2 separate regions of the Homo sapiens genome follow, and region 2 is linked to region 1. The links are chromatin loops, found by intact Hi-C in ENCODE. Cell type or tissue: ascending aorta. All regions are shown on one strand. Each heading gives the region's core, and the rest is flanking DNA. Links, peaks and the distances in the headings are about the cores only. Region 1 has its middle 18 kb from the start of LINC02851. Region 2 overlaps IL33 (interleukin 33).

The links. A loop is a pair of places that touch in the nucleus more often than their neighbours do. Peaks named below come from ENCODE experiments on the same cell type or tissue, not always from the same donor. Only the 100,000 strongest peaks of a DNase experiment are listed, where the experiment ranks them.
Region 2: it touches region 1 in a loop (2.6-fold over the local background); 2 of 110 quality-filtered maps call a loop at or near these places.

Annotation. Positions count from the first base shown.
Region 1 is chr9:6,685,316-6,688,230 of GRCh38, reverse strand. No RefSeq gene overlaps it. Among named protein-coding and RNA genes, the nearest start is that of LINC02851, 18 kb to the left of the region's middle. In ascending aorta, for the core only: a CTCF peak has its summit at 1,591 (motif pointing right); no DNase peak of the experiment used is centred there; H3K27ac peaks cover 1,005 bases.
Region 2 is chr9:6,228,813-6,231,727 of GRCh38, reverse strand. The region is part of intron 1 of IL33 (interleukin 33); the gene reads right to left. The region is part of intron 2 of LOC107987046 (a long non-coding RNA gene); the gene reads left to right. Among named protein-coding and RNA genes, the nearest start is that of IL33, 14 kb to the right of the region's middle. In ascending aorta, for the core only: no CTCF peak of the experiment used is centred there; a DNase peak (open chromatin) is centred at 1,167; H3K27ac peaks cover 1,957 bases.

The sequences.
Region 1 (2,915 bases), core at 284-2,783:
CCCGCCTTGGCCTCCCAAAGCGCGGGATTGTAGGCATAAGCCATCATGCCCAGCCATAGTTTCTCTTTCAAAATAACTAGAAGAGTAAATTTCAAATATCTCACTATTAAAAATGATGGATCAGCCAGGTGCAGTTGCTCACGCCTGTAGTCCCAGCACTTTAGGAGACTGAGATGGGTGGATAGCTTGAGCCCAGGAGTTCCAGACCAGACTGGGCAACATGGTGAAACTCCATCCCTACAAAAAAAATTAAAAATTAGCCAGGCATGGCGGCACACACCTGTAGTCCCAGCTATGCGGGAGGCTGAGTTGGGAGGATCACTTGAGCCCTGGCAGTTGAGGCTGCACTGAGCTGAGATCACACCACTGCACTCCAGCCTGGGTGACAGAACAAGACCCTGTTTAAAAAAAAAAAAAAAAAAAAGATAAAAAATAATTTTAAAAAGAGAGAGGGGTCCCACTCTGTTGCCCAGGCTGGTCTCAAGTGGTCCTCCTGCCCTAGCCTCCCAAAGTACTAGGATTACAGGCGTGAGCCACCATGCTGGGCTGTGAGACTCCTGTTTTTACAGAAAATTAAAAATTAGCCAGCATGGTGGCATGTACCTGTAGTCCCAGCTATTTGGGAGGTTGAGGTGGGAGGATTGCCCGGGCCCAGGAGGTCAAGGCTGCGGGGAGCTGAGATTGCACAAGTGCACTCCACCCTGGGCAACAAAGCAAGACCCTTCCCAAAACATAAAATAAAAATAAAAATGAAAAATCAACTGGAGTCAGGCAAGGTGGCACATGCTTGTAATCCCAGCACTTTAGGTGGCTGAGGCAGGACGATCCTTTGAGTTTGGGAATTTGAGACCAGCCTGGGCAGCACAGTGAGACCCTGTCTCTACAAAAATAAATTTTAAAAGCTGGCCACGATGGTGCAGGCCTATGGTATCAGCTACTAGGGAGGCTGAGGCGGGAGGACTGCTTGAGCCCAGGAGATCTAGACTGTGGTGAGCCATGCTTGTGCCACTGCAAAGTCAGACCTGGGCAACAAAGTGAGATTCTATCTCAAATAAATAAAATAATTGCTGGCCAGGTGCAGTGGCTCACGCCTGTAATCCCAGCACTTTGGGAGGCCGAGGCAGGTGAATCACCTGAGGTCAGGAGTTCGAGACCAGCCTGGCCAACATGGTGAAACCCCATCTCTACTAAAAATACAAACTTAGCCAGGCCTGGTGGCGCATGCCTGTAATCCCAGCTACCTGGGAGGCTGAGGCAGGAGAATCGCTTGAACCCGAGAGGCGGAGGTTGCAGTCAGCCAAGATCCTGCCACTGCACTCCAGCTTGGGCAATAGAGTGACACTCCGTCTCAAAAATAATAATAATAAGTAAAATAAAATAATAATAATTGCTATTATGTCTGTTGATCCAAAGTCCTGTTTTGGCAGTATTATATGTATTGTGATTAAAACAAAGTGAAAACCATAATTATTTTCTAAGTTGTGTTTCTTTGGGTAGTCAAATGGTCTTGAAATCTGGTGCGTAACAATAAAATCAATAAAAACAGTTCTTGGGATAGAAAATCTCAGGGTTAGTATGTCAGGACATATTTTCAGAAATGAACACTAGATGTCAGCTTTTAGGCAAGCTTTTCTGAGTCACTGACCCATTTTTACCTCCCGACAAAACCCAAGCCAAGTCTTTTCTGAATGTAGAAACTTTCCTCCTCAGGGAACTCCACTTCCGCAGGGCTCTCCCACTGACACCCCTGATAGGGTAACATTTGAGCTATTAAAATTAGCAGGAACTAAACTAGAAAGTGAAGCACCTATGGAGGTTTCTGGGGAGACATTAAATAAAAAACAGAGAAACAAACAAAAAATATAACCTGCAATTCTCTCCCTCTATTGTACTTTACTATCATTTAAAAGAATAAACACAGGCTGGGTGCATTGGCTCATCCTTGTAATCCCAGCAATTTGGGAGGCTGAGGCTAGAGGATCACTTGAAGCCAGGAATTCAAGACCAGGCTGGGCAACATGGCGAGACTCCATCTCTACAAAACGTAGAAGAATTAGGCAGGTGTGGTGTTGTGTGCCTGTAATCCCAGCTACTCGGGAGGCTAAAGCAAGAGAATTGCTTGATCCCAGGAGGCAGAGGTTGCAGTGAGCCAAGATCATGCCACTGCACTCCAGGCTGGGTGACAGAGCAAGAACCTGTCTCAAAATAATAATAATAATAATAATAATAATAAATATATGGCTGTAATCTCAGCACTTTGGGATGCCAAGGCAGGCGGATCATGAGGTCAAGAGATTGAGACCATCCTGGCCAACATGGTGAAACCTCGTCTCTACTAAAAATACAAAAATTAGCTGGGTGTCGTGGCGCGCGCCTATAATCCCAGCTACTCAGAAGGCTGAGGCAGCAGAATCGCTTGTACCTGGGAGGTGGAGGTTGCAGTGAGCCAAGATAGCACCACTGCACTCCAGCCTGGCAACAGAGCAAGACTCTGTCACAAAATAATAATAATAATAATAATAATAGTAATAATAATAATAATAATAATAATAATAGGCCATGGCTGGGCGTGGTGGCTCAAGCCTATAATCCCAGCACTTTGGGAGGCTGAGGCGGGTGGATCACCTGAGGTCAGGAGTTCAAGACCAGCCTGACCGATATGGTGAAACCCTGTCTTTACTAAAAATACAAAAAATTAGCTGAGTGTGGTGGCGGGTGCCTGTAGTCCCAGCTACTCAGGAGGCTGAGACAGAAGAACTACTTGAACCTGGGAGGAGGAGGTTGCAGTGAGCGAAGATCACATGACACTGCACTCCAGCCTGGGCAACAGAGTGAGACTCTGTCTCAAAAGAAAAAAAGAAAAAAAAAAGGCTAGATGCAGTGGCTCACACCTATAACCCCAACACTTTGGGAAG
Region 2 (2,915 bases), core at 213-2,712, 460 kb after region 1:
AAAAACATTAATAAATAAAATACTACTTCTAGTACTGGGCTAGGTGCTGGGGATACAGTACTGAACAAAGCAAACTGTCTTGCCCTCCTGGAGTTTACTTTCTATTGGGGAGATAGAAGTTATTCACATAGTTGTACAAATATGTTATTAATGAACAGTGATAAAAAAGAATTGGACTGGTAAAGAAGATAAAGTAGAATGGTACTAAGGTAGTGTAGTCAGAGAAGGTGACATTTAAACTGCACCCAAAGGGCGTGAGGAACATATGAAAGGGAAGAGACACAGGGAAGAGAAAACCTCAGGGGCAAAGGCCCTGAGATGGACAGAAGCCGCAGTGCTCAGTGAACAGAGAGTGCTAGTGTGGCTGGAGCAGAGCGGGCAATGGGGAGAGCATAATGTGAAGGGGCTGTAGAGAGAAGGGGACAGAAGCTTGGTTGGGCTGGGCCCTGGAGGCCAAAGGAAGAAGCTTGGATTTCATTCAGAGTGCATTGAGAAGCCAAAGAAGGGTTTTGAGTAACATGGGATGTGATTTGATTTTTATTTTTAAACTAGTGCTGTGACTATCATGTGAGAAACAGATGGAGGGCAATAAGAGGGAAGGGATGAGACCAGCCAGGAGTCTGCATTAATTCAGATGCTTAATAATGGTGGTTGTGGTGAAGATGATAATGATGATAGTAGTAGCTGCAATGTTTGGCGTCTTCTGTAAGACTGATGCTCTATGTATATTATCTCTAATGTCACTGTGTTTCTGGAGTTTGGATATGATTGTCTCCCTTTTAGAAGTGAAGAAATAGTGGCTCTTGCAAAACGTCACATAGGTAAGAAGTAGCAAAGCCAGAATCTGATATTAGGGCTATCTGGCTCTTTCTCTTAGTTCATGGAGAACATTGGTAGAATGGGGCATAATTGAATCCCAGGACCTTATATTTGATTCATCTCCTTGTCAAGCTTGGTTTCTCTTGAATGGGAAGAGGATCTATGAGGATATAGTGGGATGAATGAACATATTGCTGGGTACTGGAAGCAATACCAGTGGAATCAGTGGAAGAAGACAGGTCCTGGCTGATAAGGAGAGGAAATGGGGATTATGACTAAGTTTGCCAACACAATATGACTTCATTCTGGGAGATTTTGCAAAGGGGCAGAAGTGGAGGAGAAGCGGGGGATGGGAGCACAGGGGAGTGTGACACACCAATCCTCTACTCCCTTGGGTGTAGCAGTTTCACTTCTTTCTTAAGGGAGATTAGAATACATGATATGGAAAAAGGGAAGATAGAAGTTTGGGGAATAATGAGACAGCACCTTCCTCACCCAATCTGGATCACTTCCTGTCCCCTACCCTCCACCACTCTGAAAGTTTCCATCTGCCACTTTCCTGGACCCTGGGGAGAACACTTCTCCTAGGGAAAGGAAATACTCTATAAAGATACCTAGTAGATCAATCTATGACTCAAGCCAAAGCCCTCGTGAGAAGAGGGAGGGATAGTGTGAGATTTTAGGGAAGCTTTGTTTTATGTCTTTAAGGTAAACAGTACTTATCACTTGTAAAGTACTTCTGTGCTTTGCCATGGTTTTCCTGGATGTGGTCTTATCCAGTCATTTCTATACATTGGCACTACCTGCCCCATCAACTTTTCCAACCTTACTTACCCCTCCCTCCATACTCTCTACATTTAGACCAATTAGACTGTTTACCATTCCTCAATTCACCATGCACTTGCACACCTTCATGGCTTTGCTCAAACTATTCCTCTTGCTAGTGCTACCTCATCCCTTTGTCTGGGAAACTCTGTTTAACCATTGGAGGCCAATTCAAATGTTTTGATCTCCCTGACAACCCACAATCAAGCCGACTTTATTGTTTCCTCTCTCCCTTCCTTATCTATTATATATATAATAATAGATCCAACTCTGTTTGTTTTCCTACCTCCTCCACTGCTAGGTCCTTGGGAACAAGGGTTGTGCTTTAGTCATCTTTATTTCCCCAGAAATTATCCACAGCAGGCACTCAGTAAATGTTGTGTAATTTGGATCAGTGCTTACAGAAACCCTATAAACTAAGTAAGGCAGGCATCATCCACTAGACAGATGTGGGGACCCTACCCAAATCCCAAAGATCTGCAGAGCAGTGGAGGTAGATTCCCTGGTTGAGCTGTTATGAAGCTGGCACTACTTCACCATTTTGACTTACAGAAATGACAGTCTTAAATGCCTCAGTCTAATAGAACGCACGTCTTCTTGTTCTTGGGTCAGTGCTCTTTGTAAAGCATTTTTAAAAGCTGACTTTCCAGCTGGCCTGTGGCTCTGCAGTTTTAGTGTGACTGAACATTTCAAATTATTCAGTACAAGTTGTTTTATTCCCCTCCTGGGCCCCCTCCCATGCCTCACATACTTTGAGGGCCCCAGTGGATCAAGTCTGTAGTAATCTTTGAAGAAGCAAAGGTAGATTGGCATCCCCTTCCCAAGCTTAGACCTAGGATTTTCTCCTTTCCCTCAAGTCCCTACAGCTCTCCAGGTCTCAGTTTCCTTGTCTTCAAAACAAGGAGGGTATGTGAAAGCCAGCATTTTCCTCCTTGACTCTTTCCTGTGCTCCTGTACAGGTTCCTCATTTAGCTCATTTATTTCCTTCTCCCAGGGCCCCTTCTATACTGGCAGCTGCACTAGCCCCTTATTCACACAAAGGGTACCATCCTCAGAAAACACACAAATTCTGCCTCAGCCTTGTGATCTCCTCTTCTCCTTTCTACTAACCTTACAGCAGGACAAAATTACAGTGAAAAGAAAAGTCCACAGAGTCTGCAGCATTTTTTGGTTTTTTGTTTTTACTTGTTTTTTTCTTTAGTACCCAAATATCTGAAAGCTGATTTTTTTTTTTTTTGAGTCAGTGTTTTGCTCTGTCACCTAGGCTGGAG